2 separate regions of the Homo sapiens genome follow, and region 2 is linked to region 1. A link is an interaction called in ENCODE POLR2A ChIA-PET data of the cell type or tissue named here. Cell type or tissue: OCI-LY7. All regions are shown on one strand.

Region 1 (8,000 bases):
CAGTTTTTTGTGAGTCTAGCTTCCTCTATGCATCCCATCATAGAGTCCCTTGCGGGGCAGAGCACACGTCCTGGGAAGCTGACATAGGATAGATCTACTCTTCCACCAAATAAAGTGTTTGTATGCTTTACAACATTTGCCTAAATTCTCTGTATTAAAAATAATTTTGTACGTCAGGTGCTGTGACTCACACCTGTAATCCCAACACTTTGGGAGGCTGAGGTGGGTGGATCACTTGAGGTCAGGAGTTCGAGATTAGCCTGGCCAACATGGTGAAACCCCGTCTCTACTAAAAATACAAATATTAGCCAGGTGTGGTGGTGTGTGCCTGTAATCCCAGCTACTCGGGAAGCTGAAGCAGGAGAATCGCTTGAGCCCAGGAGGCAGAGGTTGCGGTGAGCAACTATCTTGCCACTGCATTCCAGCCTGGGTGACAGAGTGAGACTCGGTCTCAAAAAAAAAAGAAAAAAGAAAAAAAGAAAAAAAAATCTTTATTTCTTTGCATGATGTGTAATGCAGTAACATTACAATTTCTCTTTTTTGAAGACATTGTATCTCAGTTTGGAATGGAAACTGTTATCTTACACACAGCACTGATGCTAAAGAAAAGAATTGTGGTGTATCACCCCAAGATAGAAGCGGTCCAGGAGTTCACCAGGTATCACCTCTAATTATAAAAAAGTGTTAACTTTGTTGGCAGACAGTTCGCAGCACTAGATGTTACTGTGTGCTCTGCTGTGTTGCACATTTGCTATAAATAGCATGTGGTGAAATACCACCTTTGGTCTGAAGTTTCTGTTTAGCTCTAGTAGTTCAAGGTTACTGATTTGGACTATTTATGACTATTTTAGAGCAGGGGATTAGCAAACTTTTCCTTGCCAGACAGTAAATATTTTAGGTTTGTGAGCCATATGGTCACTGCCCCAACTACTCAACTGCCTAGGTAGCACAAAAGCAACCATGGAGGACACGTACATAAATGACTCAGCATGGCTGTGGTCAATGAAATTTTATTTTCAAGGACAGGCAGCTAGGCTGTGGGCCATAGTTTGCTGACCCGTTTCAGGTAAATTGTTCCTTCTGTTCAGTTTTATCAAAGACTCTTTTTTTTTTCTTGTTTTAATTAAAAAGTTTTAGAGCAGGACAAAGACTCTTACTTTGATAGTACATATAGATTTTTTAAATTTTATTTTCATTTTTAGTAGAGATGGGGTCTTGCTGTGTTGCCCAGGGTGGTCTCAAACTCATAGGCTCCAGTGATCCTCATGCCTTGGCCTCCCAAAGTGCTGGAATTACGGGTGTGAGCCACTGTGCCCGGCCAAAATAAATGTAGATTTTGTTGTTGTTAATAATTTTTTTGCCAGGAGGGTCAGTTCAGGGCCAGGAGGTGCCTGCCAGGCCCTGTCCCCTCTAACAGCTCCCCCACCTGCCATACAGATTTTTAAAGATTTTTTGTTTACTAAATCTAACTTGTTATTAGGTCCTTTTAAATTTTTTTCATTTTTATTTTTTTTATATTTTTTGTCGAGATGGGGTTTCTGGGGTCTCACTATGTTGGCCAGGCTGGTCTCGATGTCCTAGGCTCAAGTGATTCTCCTGCCTCCGTTGAGATGATTACAGACATGAACCACCACACCCAGCCATTAGGTCCTTTTTTTTTTTTTTTTTTTTTTGGAGGCAGAATCTCTCGCTTTGTCACCAGGCTGGAGTGGTACAGTGGCGCGATCTTGGCTCACTGCAACATCCACCTCCCGTGTTCAAGTAATTCTCCTGCCTCAGCCTCCCGAGTAGCTGAGACTACAGGTGCGCACCACCACGCCCAGCTAATTTTTGTATTTTTAGTAGAGATGGGGTTTCACCATGTTGGCCAAGATGGTCTCGATCTCTTGACCTCGTAATCTGCCCGTCTCGGCCTCCTGAAGTGCTGGGATTACAGGCATGAGCCACTGTGCCCGGCCAGGTCCTTCTTTAAAAGCAAGAGGACTTAGCATTCGTGTTGGGTTTACTGTATGTCAGGCATTTTGTAAGATACCTTAAATTATTAAATTTACTCATAACAAGAACCCTGCAAGGAAGTATTTTTACCCTGTTTTATGAATGAGAAAATTAAGGTTGGCAGAGTATAGGTATAAGGTAATGAAAAGAACAAAGGCTTCATAGTCAGAAAGACCTGAGTTAAAATCTTGGGAGGGCAACTTATTAGCTCTGTGAACACATAAAAGATAATGTTGGCCGGGCATGGTGGCTCACACCTGTAATCCCAGCACTTTGGGAGGCTGAGGTTAGCAGATTGCCTGAGACCAGAAGTTCAGGACCAGACTGGGCAACACAGCAAAACCCCATCTCTATAAAAAAATACAAAAATTAGCCAGGCATGGTGGCATGCACCCGTAGCCTGAGCTACACAGGAGGCTGAGGTGGGAGAATCGCTTGAGCCCAGGAGGTGGAGGCTGCAGTGAGCCATGATCACGTCACTGCACCCCAGCCTGGACGACGGAGTGAGGCCCTGTCACAGAAACAAAACAAAAGGTATTGATTGTTTCTGAGCCTGTGTTCCTTTATCTGTAAAATGAAGATCGTAATATCTACTTACAAGTTTGTTAAGACTGGAAATAATTTATGTAAGATGCTTAACATGTACCTAGCCTGTAAGACACACTTTAGAAGTTATTATTGTTATGATCATGATTGCATCAGATTTTAAGTGAGAGAGACAGAACTTTCACCCTGCCCTCTCTGGGTCCAAAAGCCCATATTTTCTATCCCATCACCTTTTCCCCCTCTACGTATGCTCCTTAAACTGGAGCGGTCACAGCTTCTGAGATATTTAGCAGGGCACCAGGGGTTCATGAAGCCACAGATAAATTTGATACATCTTGTTGCAGTCATTATTCTACCATAAGTTTTTTTCAGAGAAATCTATGTCTTAGGGAAACAAACACACTTGGTTTGCGAGTTTTACTAAAATTTTAAATATAAATGGGAGACTTCCAGAAAATTTCTTGCTTGCAGAGGTGACTTTGAATTTTACCCTTAGACTCCCTTTCCATGGCAGTCTCCAGAGTGGGATTTTTCAGAGGAAAACCTTAGAAGCGTCACTCTTTGCTACCACAGGGATCTTTTGAAACTTCACCTTGAGCTTTCTGTAGCTGATCTGATCCCCAAAAGCAGAGTTTAAAACATTGCAGAGAGGCTGGGTGCAGTGGCTCACGCCTGTAATCCCAGCACTTTGGGAGGCCAAGGCAGGTGGGTCACCTGAGGTCAGGAGTTCAAGATCAGCCTGGCCAACATGGTGAACCCCCATCTCTACTAAAAATACAAACATTAACCGGGCCGTGGTGGCAGGCACCTGTAGTCCCAGCTACTTGGGAGACTGAGGCAGGAGAATTACTTGAACCCCAGAGGTGGAGGTTGCAGTGAGCCAAAATCGCGCCATTGCACTCCAGCCTGGGTGACGAGTGAAACTCCATCTCAAAAAAATAAATAGTAAAACATTGCATTGCTTTAATTTGAAGCCCAGAGGTTAGCACATTTGGGGCTTGGTCTCACCTCTGTCCCTGATTAGCTGTAGACTCTACCCTCTTCATTTCCTTCTCAGGAAGAGGAGAAGGGGGCAGGCTGAGTCTTTAAGGTGTGGACCAGCAACAACTTGAGTTCTTGCCTTGATTCCCCAGGACTCTGCCTGCCCTGGTGTGGCACCGACAGGACTGGACCATCCTTCACTCTTACGTGCACCTCAACGCCGATGAGCTGGAAGCCCTGCAGATGTGCACAGGTAGACAAGAGGATCCCAGGGGAGGAACTGTTTCACTTTTTTTTTTTTTTTTTTCCTGAGACGGATTTTCACTCTTGTTGCCCAGGATGGAGTGCAATGGCACGATCTTAGCTCACCGCAACGTCCGCCTTCAATTCTCCTGCCTTAGCCTCCCAAGTAGCTGGGATTACAGGCATGTGCCACCACGCCTGGCTAATTTTATTCCACTTTAAAGAGGGTTTTTTGTTTTTATTTTGTGCATTCCCAAGTGGGATACTGATCCTTTATTATTTCTTTGGCACATGCAATCAATTTTTTGCCCTTAAATTTTTTTTTTTTTTTTAGTTTAAAAAAAAATTGTGGCCGGGAGCGGTAGCTCACACCTGTAATTCCAGCACTTTGGGAGGCCAAGGTGGGCAGATCACCTGAGGTCGGGAGTTCAAGACCAGCCTGACCAACATGGAGAAACCCCGTCTCTACTAAAAATACAAAAAATTAGCTGGGTATGGTGGCACATGCCTGTAATCCCAGCTACTTGGGAGGCTGAGGCAGGAGAAACACTTGAACCTGGGAGGCGGAGGTTGCGGTGAGCCAAGATCACACCACTACACTCCAGCCTGGGCAGCAAGAGCAAAACTCCGTCTCAAAAAAAAAAAAAAATTGTGGTAAAATGCATATAGGATTTACCTTTTTTTGGCCGGGCGCGGTGCCTCATGCCTATAATCCTAGCACTTTAGGAGGCTGAGGCAAGTGGATTGCCTGAGCTCAGGAGTTTGAGACCACCCTGGCCAACATGGGGAAACCGTATCTCTACTAAAATACCAAAAAAAAAAAAAAAAAAAATTAGCCGGGTGTGGTGGTGGGTGCCTGTAGTCCCAGCTACTCGGGAGGCTGAGGCACAAGAATCACTTGAACCCAGCAGGTGGAGGTCGCAGTGAGCTGAGACTGAGCCACTGCACTCCAGCCAGGGCGACAGAGCGAGACTCTGTCTCCAGAAAAAAAGATTTACCTTTTTTTTTGAGACCAGGTCTTCCTGTGTTACTCAGGCTGGTCTTGAACTCCCGAACTCAAGCGATCTGCCCATCTTGGCCTCCCACACTGTTGGGATTACAGGTGTCAGCTGCTACGCACAGCTACATTTACCTTTTTAACCATTGGTAAACATACAGTTCAGTGGCATTAAGTACATTCACGTTGTTGTTCAGCCATCATCAAAATGCAGCCTGTTTTTGGCTGGGCACAGTGGCTCACACCTGTAATCCCAGCACTTTGGGAGGCCGAGGTGGGGTGATCGCCTGAGCCCAGGAGTTCCAGACCAGCCTGGGCAACATAGGAGACCTGTCTTTTAAAATTTTTAAATTATAAAATAAAATTTAAAAAATGCAACCTATATTTAACTATTTAACCTGTAAAGTTTTTTTTTGTTTTTGTTTTTTTCTTGGGACGGAGTTTTGTTCTTGTTGTCCAGGCTGGAGTGCAATAGTGTGATCTCAGCTCACTGCAACCTCTGCCTCCTAGGTTCAAGCAATTCTCCTGCCTTAGCCTCCCTAGTAGCTGCGATTACAGGCACCTGCCACCATGCCCAGCTAATTTTTGTATTTTTAGTAGAGACAGGGTTTCTCCACGTTGGCCAGGCTGGTCTCAAATTCCTTACCTTAGGTGATCCACCCACCTCAGGCTCCCAAAGTGCCTGGATTGCAGGCATGAGCCATTGTGCCTGGCCGAACTTGTAAAGTTCTAGTCTTAAAAGTTTATCAGTGACTTTTTTTTTTCATCTTAACTTTTTAATTGTTATGGGTATATAATAGGTATATGTATTTATGGGGTACATATGATGTTTTGATACAGGCCTACAATGTATAATGATTACATCAGGGTAATTGCAGTATCCATCACCTCAAGCATTTATGATTTCTTTGTGTTAAGAACATTGTGATTCCACTTCTAGTTTTCTTTTTTTTTTTTTTTTTTTTTTTTGAGTTGGAGTCTCACTCTGTTGCCCAGGCTGGAGTGCAGTGGCACGATCTCAGCATACTACGGCCTCCACCTCCCAGGTTCAAGCGATTCTCCTGCCTCAGCTGCCTGAGTAGCTGGGATTACAGGTGTGCACCACCATGCCCAGCTAATTTTTTTGTATTTTTGGTAGAGAGTAGAGATGGGGTTTTACCATGTTGGCCAGGCTGGTCTCAAACTTCTGACCTCAGGTGATCCACCCGCCTCAGCTTCCCAAAGTGTTGGGATTACAGGTGTGAGCCACTGTGCCCAGCCAACTTCTAGTTATTTTTAAATATACAATAAACTATCATTCACTGTAGTCACCCTATTGTGCTATCAAATACTAGGTCTTATTCATTCTAACTATATTTTTGTATCCACTAACCATCCCAAATTTTCCCCCTCTCCCCACTACCCTTCCTAACCTCTGGTACCCACCATTCTACTCTCTATCTCCCTGAGTTCCATTGTTTTAATTTTTAGCTCCCCCAGATTAGTGAGAACATGCAAAATTTGTCTTTCTGTCCGTGGCTTCTTTTACTTAACATGATGCCTCCAGTTCCATCCATGTTGTTGCAAATGACAGGATTTCATTCCTTTTTATAGCTGCATAATATTCCACTGTGTATATGCACCACATTTTCTTTTCCATTCATCTGTTGATGGACACTCAGTTTGATTCCAAATCTTGGTGGTTGTGAACCGTGCTGCAGTGAACATGGGAATGGTGGTATCTCTTTGATACACTGATTTCCTTTTTTGGGGGTAAATACCCAGCAGTGGGATTGCTGGATCATATGGTAGTTCTATTTTTAGTTTTTCGAGGAATTTCCATACTGTTCTCCATAGTGACTGTACTAATTTACATTCCTACCAACAGTGTACGAGAGTTCTTTTTCTCTACATTCTTGCCATCGTTTGTTATTGCCTGTCTTTTTTGAGACAGAGTCTCCCTCTGTTGTCCAGGCCAGAGTGCAGTGGCATGCTCTCAGCTCACTGCAACCTCCACTTCCCTGGTTCAAGCAGTTCTCTTATCTCAGCCTCCTGAGTAGCTGGAACTGCAGGCACCCACCACCATGCCTGGCTAATTTTTGTATTTTTAGTAGAGACAGGGTTTCACCATATTGGTCAGGCTGGTCTCGAACTCCTGACCTCAGATGATCCACCTGCCTTGACCTCCCAAAGTTCTGGGATTACAGGCGTGAGCCACTGCGCCCAGCCGTCTGTATTTTTTTTTAGAGACAAAGTCTTGCTTTATTGCCTGGGCTTGTCTTGAATTCCTGGGCTCTGGGATTATAGGCATGAGCCACTGTGCCTGGCCATTTTCTTATGAAAATTTTTCTTTCTCTTTTTCTTTTCTTTTTTTTTTTTTTGAGACAGGGTCTTGCTCTGTCGCCCAGGCTGGAGTGCAGTGGCTCAGTCTCGGCTCATTGCAACCTCCACTTCCTGGGCTTAAGCCATCCTTCTACCCCAGCCTCCCAAGTAGCTGGGACTACAGGCACGTGCCACCATGCCTGGCTAATTTTTGTATTTTTTTTTTTGGTAGAGATAAGGTTTCACCATGTTGCCCTGGCTGGTCTCGAACTCTTGAGCTCAACAGTCCTCCCGCCTTGGCCTCCCAAAGTGCTGAGATTATAGGTGTGAGCTACTGTGCCTGGCCTAAACATTTTTAATGTTTTTTATTTCCCAGTGAAGTTATTAATTTATCTGGAATAATTTTTTGTGTAGTGTGTGAGTTTGGGATCTGACTGAACTTTTTTACCCTATGGATAACCACTTGGACCAGGACATTTATTGAATAATCTCTTTCTTTTTTCAGTAATGAGTAATATTACTTGTCATCTGTCACATTTTCTCATTCATGGGTGGGCCTGGGTCTGGCTCTCAGTAGTAGGTTTTGTTTTTGTTGTTTTTTAAATTATTTTGTTTTATCTTATTTTATTTTATTTTTTTGAGACAGAGTCTCGCTCTGTTGCCCAGGCTGGAGTGCAGTGGCGTGATCTTGGCTCACTGCAACTTCCATCTCCCAGGTTCAAGCAATTCTTGTGCCTCAGCCTCCCGAGTAACAGGGACTACAGGCATGTGCCACCATGCCCAGCTAATTTTTTTTTTTATTTTATTTTTAGTAGAGATGGGGTTTCGCCATGTTGCCCAGGCAGGCCTCGAACTCCTGAGCTCAAGCAATCCACCCGCCTCAGCCTCCCAAAGGGCTAGGATTACAGGCATGAGCCACTGCGCCTGGCCACCAGCT
Region 2 (8,000 bases), 210 kb after region 1:
TGATAACCAAGGGGCACAAAGGGCTCCATGACCTGTGGTGAGTCATGGACAGATGGTGGCTAAGCGCCACTGTAAGGGTGGAGAGTGGGTGACGGCACCTTGGTCCCCAGGAGCCCTCTGGCCACATGGCACAGCAGTGCCTTCAGGTCCAAGGCCCAGATGCTGGTGGGCTCAGGGACACTGAGGCCCAGAGCTTCACCCCATCGCTGTTTGCGCCTGTGCACCCTGACACCTGTCCATCATCCCTTGGACCAGGAGTGCAAGGATGACGGGAACACCTGTGTGCGCCTCATGTGGTTCTGCACGTTACACGTGACTGTTCATTACATGTGTTCATTACTAGTGCACATTCATTGTGCGTGTGCATGTTCATCATGTCCACGTGCTCAGTACTCGTGTGCACTGGGGAGGATGTGAGGCAGGGCGGGCCCCTCAGGAGTCCCTCCTTCCTTCCAGCCTCGGAGACTCTGGGGTTTGTGAGGAGCAAGAAGAAGGCGGTACTTGACAAGTGGAAACTGAAGTTCTTGTCCCCCAACATCTAGCCTCCAGCTGGGGAAGGAGACTCTCCACAGAAAGCAAGAGGACAAAACGAGGGCCATGAGGGGCCATGGGCACCTGCCTGTGCCTCTGCCCCACAGGGATGCCCCAAGCTAAAGGGGATGTTCAGACGTGGCAGGCCTGGCCCCTGCTGTGGGAAGGCTGTGGTCTAGTCTAGGGGAACAGCCGTGGGGGATGCCTGGTGTGGGTGGGGTGCAGGGGAGCCCTAGGCCTCACTGCTAGGGGGCCGGGGTCAGGCAGGACTGTGCGGGATACTGGGGCTCACAGCCCACCTGGGAGGAAGAGTGTGTGTGTTTGTGTGTGTCTTGGGCTGGGGGTGTGTCACTGGCTTGGCCTACAGCCCGTCCCTCTGTCTCTCAGCCCAGGAGGCTGGTGGGCAGGCTCACTGCGGGGACGCCGCAGGCTCTGGAGCCTCAGCCAGGCATCTTTTTCCCCATCTCTGCAGGGGGCGGAGGAAAGCGCAAAGGGAAAAGCAAGAAGTGGAAAGAAATCCTGAAGTTCCCTCACATTAGCCAGTGTGAAGACCTCCGAAGGACCATAGGTAAGCTGTCCTGCCTGGGGGCTGTGCGGGGAGTGAGTAGCAGGTGATCCGCCAAGCCGTTTGTGCATTAAGGCAAATGGGTGAGCCGCCAAGCTGTCTGTGCAGTGAGGCAAATGCCAATCAGTGGACACAGTATTGTGCTTCCAGGTAGGGGCTCCAGGCTGACCTTTTTGCTAATCAACATAAACAGGCAACCAGTATTCATTGAATATATGGCATGTGCCGGGCAGAGTGACCTCCTCCCAGTTATCCTTTGAGGCAGGTGCTATTATTTAATATTTCACTTCACCTTTCAGATGGGGAAACTGAGGCACAGAGTGGTTCTGTAACGGCCCAAAGTCACACAGCTGATGGGAGGGTGGTGGAGGTGGGCCAGGCCCAACACAGAGCCACCGCTCATAACTTCTCCCCTTTCTTCCTGGAGCCTGTGGGTCCTGCCCTCAGGGGGCAGCCCAGGCTTTGGGAGCTGAGAGTCAGGTGGGGTGGGGGATGTGGGGTGAGGTGGGGGAGGTAGGGCTCCCCTTTCCACTTGCTGGGGATGTCAGTGCTCCTGAGGAGCCACTGGGCTCAGTGGCACAGCTTAGCCCCCTGTATCCAGCACACACACACCAGGCACCTCCAAGAGCAGCCAACCAAGTGGGTCTGTGCCTGGTCCCACGCAGGACACGGCTGTGGTGAGGAGGCCTGGGTGCCTGGGCGAGAGCGCCCAGGGGACAGGCATGATGTGAGGCCCCACTCCAGAGTGTTTGGGGTCCCGGCCCTTCTCCCCTCTGTGCCCTGGGGTGGGTCCTTCCCCATCACTGCCTGAGGGCTCCCCATCCGCTTATTATTGTCAGAGGTCATGGACGTGCTGAACACGTTTAAGAAGACTCAAGTCCACTGAAGGCTGGGCACGGGGTGGTGCTGCCCAGAACTCCATAGGCCCAGCTTTTCTGGGGACTTCTGCCCAGGGCCTCGGGTGAGCTGCCCCGTGCCTGCCCTGGAATTCAAGGCCACATGTAGCCATTTATTCAGCTTTTCTAAATGGCCTCTTCACGGTCTGTCCCCACCAGTTTCCAGGGCCGGGGGGACTTACCTGCCACCCCCAGGCTTGCTCCGTCCTGGCCCTGGGCCACTCAGTCCACACTCCATGTTTATAGGTGATAGGAGGCCATCTGTGCCCCGCCCCACGACGGCAGACATGAGCAGGTGAAGCAAGGTGGGATCCTGAAGGGTCAGGAAACGTCCTTAAGACCCACCTTCCATCCCTAAAATCCCAGGCACATCAGAATCCCCATGGTGTTCTCGGGCCGAGAATGCTGCTGGCCTGAGGGATTGGGGGCTCTGGGTCCAGGCAGACATGGGTTCAGATCCTGCCCTCTCTGCTGGCCACATGACAAGTTACTTTATCCTGCTGAGCCTGTTTCCCCAGCTGTAACACTGTCTGTGAACCCAGTCATAGGGTGGTGGAGTGGGTGAGATGAGACCATGTGTGTAAAGGGCTTAGCTGGTGCCCTCGTCGGGAGACCAGGGGCCCATGCCCCTCTGCACACTGGCGTGCTTTCCGGAGTTCCCACAGACACCACGGTGCCGTGGATGCCGTGTGCACCCTTGATGATCAGCTTTTCTGCTGGAGGCAGTCGAGGTCGGGTGGAAGAGAAGAGGGGCTGTGTTCCTGGGGCTGTAGCTTACTGGGGAGGATTTGACCACTGAGACTTTGCAGGGGGCCTTCAGAGAGGGGAGCCAGGGAGAACCCCTCTGGTGACTAGCCATTTCCTCATGGGGGACCATTTTGTTCTTCATGCTAATTTTGGCTCAGAGAGAATAGGGCCTGTTGTGGGACTGGGGAGGAGACCTTAGTTGCCATGGTTGCAACTCACCCATGTGTGCCCAGCAAGTACCCCCTTTCTGGTGAGCCAAGCCTTCTCTGTCATTTTCATCCTGGGTCTGCTGGCTGCCAGAAAGCCATTCCTGGATGCTGAGCCCAGCTTCTCCCAAAAGAGGGATGTTACCTCACAACCCATTCACTGTGGCCCCAGGGAACGTCTTGCACTCATCCACAGGGCCACAGGGCTGCTCGGAGAGACCTTTCTGGGGTGTTGAGTTGGAGGTGAGAGCTTACAACAGGAGGAAAGCATCTCCAAGGGGAGCAATGTGAGAAGCGGGCACCTGCGCACAGCCACGCTCACCTGGCAGGGCGGTGCTTCCCGGCCCTGGCTAAACTGTCTGCAGGTGGTGATGCCAGGAGTGCTATGGGGCACAGCCAGATGTGAAGGCCACTTCCTCAGAGAAGCCTCTTTTGACTCCTGAATTTAAATGAGCTCCAGACCAGAGTCTCTCAGAGCACCTGTCCTCTTCTGCCAGAGCACCCTTCCTCAGGGCTCTTTGGGGAGGAACTGGATTGTTAAAATTCACCACTGCGTAGTTGGTGCCTGCCTCACAGGAGGGGCACAATAGATGTTAGTTGGATGAACGAGGGAAGGAAAGAATAAATGAGGTGTAAGTGACCACTCAACTTATGAAGTGTTTCTAATAAATAGAAGAAGAGCATTGAGAGCCAGATACTGAGCATTCATGTATCTGCCATCCAGATGAGAGAAATCTTAACATTTTGCTATATTTTATTCATGTGTTTCTCAAAAATATAAAAGATGAAAATATGAAATATAGGATTTATGGTTCCAGACAAGAGGGAGTAGATGCGGTGTTTCCTGTCCTTCCCGCTAAGGACAGTCAAAAACCCTGGACATTATGTATAAAACAAACATAAGATTTTGAAAGCCGGGAGAGAAGAAGGCAGACTGGCTGGGGACCTCGAGCCATGAGGGACGACACAGCAGTGAGCTTCCTGGGTTTCTTTTTTATATCCCAGAGTGGATACTAGACAAACTTGCAACCCACAATGCCAGTGGGTGCAGACTAAAAAGCTCCTTCCCTCAAGACCAGCCTGACCAACATGGAGAAGCCCCATCTCTACTAGAAATACAAAATTAGCTGGGCGTGGTGGCGCATGCCTGTAATCCCAGCTACTCGGGAGGCTGAGGCAGGAGAATCACTTGAACCTGGGAGGCAGAGGTTGCAGTGAGCCAAGATTGCGCCATTGCACTGCAGCTTGGGGAACTAGAGTGAAACTCTGTCTCAAAAAACAAAAACAAAAACAAAAAAAACCTCCTTCCCCCTGCAGAAAAGCTTTTGCTGGCATAGCTGGTTACTGTAGAACTGTCCCGTTTCTGCTATGGTTCACACGCCAGCAACGCAGACACCTACTTTTTTTTTTTTTTTTTTTTTTTGAGATGGAGTCTTGCTCTGTTGCTCAGGCTGGAGTGCAGTGGCGTGATCTTGGCTCACTGTAACCTCTGCCTCCTGGGTTCAAGCAATTCTTGTGCCTCAGACTCCCAAGTAGCTGGGATTACAGGTACCTGCCATCACGCCCAGCTAATTTTTGTATTTTTAGTAGAGACAGGGTTTTGCCATGTTGGCCAGGCTGGTTTCAAACTCCTGGCCTCAAGTGATCAGCCCATCTTGGTCTCTCAAAGTGTTGGGATTACAGGTGTGAGCCACTGCGCCGCCTTTTTCTCCTTCATGTAACCTATGTCTTAGCATGGGCTGCTTTAACAAATACCCACAGACTAGGTGGCTTAAACAACAGACATTTATCTCTCATTGTTCTGGAGGTGGGGAAGTCCAAGATGAAAATGCCAGCAGATCTGATGTCCTCATCAGTTTTTCCTGGTTTACAGTTGGCTGTCTTCTTGTATCCTTGCATGGTGGGGCGGGGGAGGGAGGGAGGGAGAGAGAGAGAGAGAGAGAGAGAGAGAGAGCTCTTGTCTCTTTTTATAAGAGCACTAATCCTATTCATGATGGTTCCACCCTCATGACCAAATCACCTCCCAAAGGCGTTACCTCCAAATAACGTCACGCTGGGGGTTAGGTTTCAACATGTGTGTTGCAGGGAGGATGCGGACATTCAGTCCATAGTCTAGGACTAGGTTCAGTGCCAACCTATTCCTAGATTCAAAGAGCCAGTGCACCCTGGCTTTCCACCTCTCCCCTGAGACACAGCTTCTCATACTTTGAGATTAACTAGCCCTGCCAAGGCCTGGTGTCCCTCCCAGCCCCCTCCTCCCAAATTAAGACTCTTAGATCTAGGATGGGTGTGATGGCTCATGCCTGTAATCCCAGCACTTTGGGAGGCTGAAGCAGGCAGATTACCTGAAGTCAGGAGTTAGAGACCAGCCTGGCCAACACGGGGAAACCCTACCTCTACTAAAAACACAAAAATTAGCCAGGCATGGTGGTGGGTGCCTGTAATCCCAGCTACTCAGGAGGCTGAGGCAGGAAAATCGCTTCAACTTGGGAGGCGGAGGTTGATTTCCTCACTCTAGGCCTCCTCCCCATAAGCTTCCAGGCATTGCCCTGGGAGCACCTGAGTGTCCCTCAGCTTCCAGTCTGCCTGGCCCCACCTCATTCACTTCCACTGTGGGGGACCTGGGAGCACAGGATTTGGCTCTGAGCTTTTTTCTGTCCATGGACCACCCCCCCGCCGCGACCATGGGCCCCAGCCCTGTCTGTCCTTCTAGGTCCATAAACTGGCCTCTTGGCAGGGCCCACTCCCCTGGGATGGTGTGAGGAACGTGCGTGCTGGCGTGTGGAAATGGATTCTTCTGTTCTGCCGGAGGGTATTGAAAAGGCTCTGTGTGTGAGTGCCGTGGGAGAGAGGCCCGGGAAGGGCAGGAAGGCTGACGTGAGCCGTGGGGCTGCAGCTCGTGGCCACGGGGCCAGGGTCTGGGCCTTCCCACTGTTTACAGTCCGTCGCTGAGGTGTTTGCCCAGTCTCTGCTGGGGTCCTGCTGGAAGGCTTTTTAAAATAAAATTCTCATTTCTTTCCTAGACCAATACACAAACCAAACAGTGGCCAATACCGCATTTATTTTTCTTGTGGACACATGAGCTCACTTTCTGAAGTTCTTTGGGAGGATGTCCTGGGACAGGCTTTGTGCCAAGGGGACAGGGCCCCTTTAGGGTGTGAGGTGGTGCCATGAGAAGGCTCTTGATCAGAGCTGAGGGCAGAACCCATGAGGACCCCAGGATGCCGCCATGTCTGGATGGCCCCGAACGGTGGTCTGTTAAAGCCCTGGCCTTCTGCCTTCAGCCCTGCCCTGGACAGTCATAGACCATCTCTACCTAGCAGCCAGGGTGATTTTTGAAAAATGAAAACTGGACCCTGTGAAATCATTCTCCTGCTGAAACCAACCCAACAGCTCTCCATTCCACTCAGTAAAACCCAGACTCCTTACTGTGGCTTGTAAGCACTTTGCCCTAAGGTGAAGCCTGTAGACCCCTTATCAGAAGAATGCTTTTATAGATAAAATAGAATACATAGGGTTACAGAGGAAACTGATCCTTTTTAAATATACTTACTACATACTTCTAAAATTTATGATACAGAAATATATGTGCTTCTTTGTTAATACTTTATAAGGTCTAACTGTGGGTCTAATAGCTATTGTAATTTTGATTTTTTTTTTTTTTTTTGCCTCAGAGTTTGACTCTGTCGCTCAGGCTAGAGTGCAGTGGCGTGATCTTGGTTCAGTGCAACCTCTGCTTCCTGGGCTCAAGCTATCCTCCCACCTCAGCCTCCTGAGTAGCTGGGACTACAAACGTGCACTACCATGCCCAGCTAATTTTTGTATTTTTTGTAGAGACGGGATTTTGCCATGTTGCCCAGGCTGGTCTCAAACTCCTGAGCTCAAGTGATCCTCCCTCCTCAGCCTCCTGAAATGCTGGGATTACAGGCGTGAGCCACTGCACCCGGCCAGCTATTGTAATTTTGAACTTGTCATGAACCTGAGTGAGCTTTTCAGATATCTGCAACAACTGATAGGAATGGATCTTTGATTTCTGCCGGTGACAAGTCCCCGGCACTGCTGACATCATTGTAGGTTGTTGTCTACATTCATAATTGAAGGAAGTGCAAATTTTCAGTTAGAGGTTGGTGAAAAGAAAGATGACATTTTTCTCCACCCCAGTCCATGGACTCTCTAAATCCTATCCATGGTCCTTTTGGCAGTGCCCTGCCTGTGCTGCCCTATGTGAGCTGGCCCTCACCTTCATCTTGGATCCTTCCCTCCTCCTCCATTCACAAGCTGGTCTCCCTTTTGTCCTTTGAATAACACACGCTTGTCTCCAGCCCAGAGCCTTTGCACCTGTTCTCTCTACCCGGAATGTTCTTCCTCACACTTTTTCTTCCAGGGGACTTTAAGGTCTCAGTCCAAATATCATCTCCATAGAGAAGCCTTCTAAAAAGGAACCATACCCTCCTTCTAATTGCATCCTTTCCCATAGTGCTGTTTATTTAATGTTCTTACCCATAACTCCGTCTGAAGCCATCTTTTCGTTTACTTGTGTATTTTCTGTCTCCCACACTGTACTAGATGTTCTATGTTAATTGCAACTGTGTCTTGCCTGTTTCACTATGAGAACAGTGTCTGGCACATAATAGGGGTTCATTAATACTGGGTGAATGAAGGAATGAATGAGGTGAAATATTTGAAATTAGAGCTCTTCTAAAAAAATTGGTGACATGTGTTTGCTGTACCCATTTAACCTTAGCCAGTAGTTTACACTTAAAGTAATTAAAGTCTGGCCTTAGGAGGCACTGTAGGTAGCATCTGCTGTAACCCACCCCTCCCCCTGCCCACCATCCTCACCATCTGGATGAGGCAGCTCAGCATGGTACATGACTCAGCCACAGTCTCACAGCCACTAAGTGGGGAGGGGAAGCTGGTGGCTCCTGGGGCAGGTTGGTTTCCTCTGAAGCTGTAGTCGGAGTCATGATCACAGTGATGTCAGGTTTTCACAGAATCCTTAGCTCAGGGGACTGGAGAGCATCTTGTCCACCACCCATTGGTGGTGGAGTAAAC

Evidence for each region. Peaks named below come from ENCODE experiments on the same cell type or tissue, not always from the same donor. Only the 100,000 strongest peaks of a DNase experiment are listed, where the experiment ranks them.
Region 2: POLR2A ChIA-PET joins it to region 1 with 10 read pairs; 3 of 35 experiments call an interaction of 5 or more read pairs at or near these places.

What each region holds. Positions count from the first base shown.
Region 1 is chr10:119,119,795-119,127,794 of GRCh38, forward strand. It overlaps DENND10 (DENN domain containing 10), which reads left to right. Exons shown (of 9, transcript NM_207009.4): 5 at 547-658; 6 at 3,675-3,775. Among named protein-coding and RNA genes, the nearest start is that of DENND10, 20 kb to the left of the region's middle. RefSeq lists an enhancer at 763-1,057. In OCI-LY7, no CTCF peak of the experiment used is centred here; a DNase peak (open chromatin) is centred at 787; H3K4me3 peaks cover 709 bases; H3K27ac peaks cover 1,471 bases.
Region 2 is chr10:119,325,513-119,333,512 of GRCh38, forward strand. GRK5 (G protein-coupled receptor kinase 5) reads left to right here. Exons shown (of 16, transcript NM_005308.3): 2 at 1,004-1,099. Among named protein-coding and RNA genes, the nearest start is that of GRK5-AS1, 9.8 kb to the right of the region's middle. In OCI-LY7, no CTCF peak of the experiment used is centred here; DNase peaks (open chromatin) are centred at 3,349 and 7,819.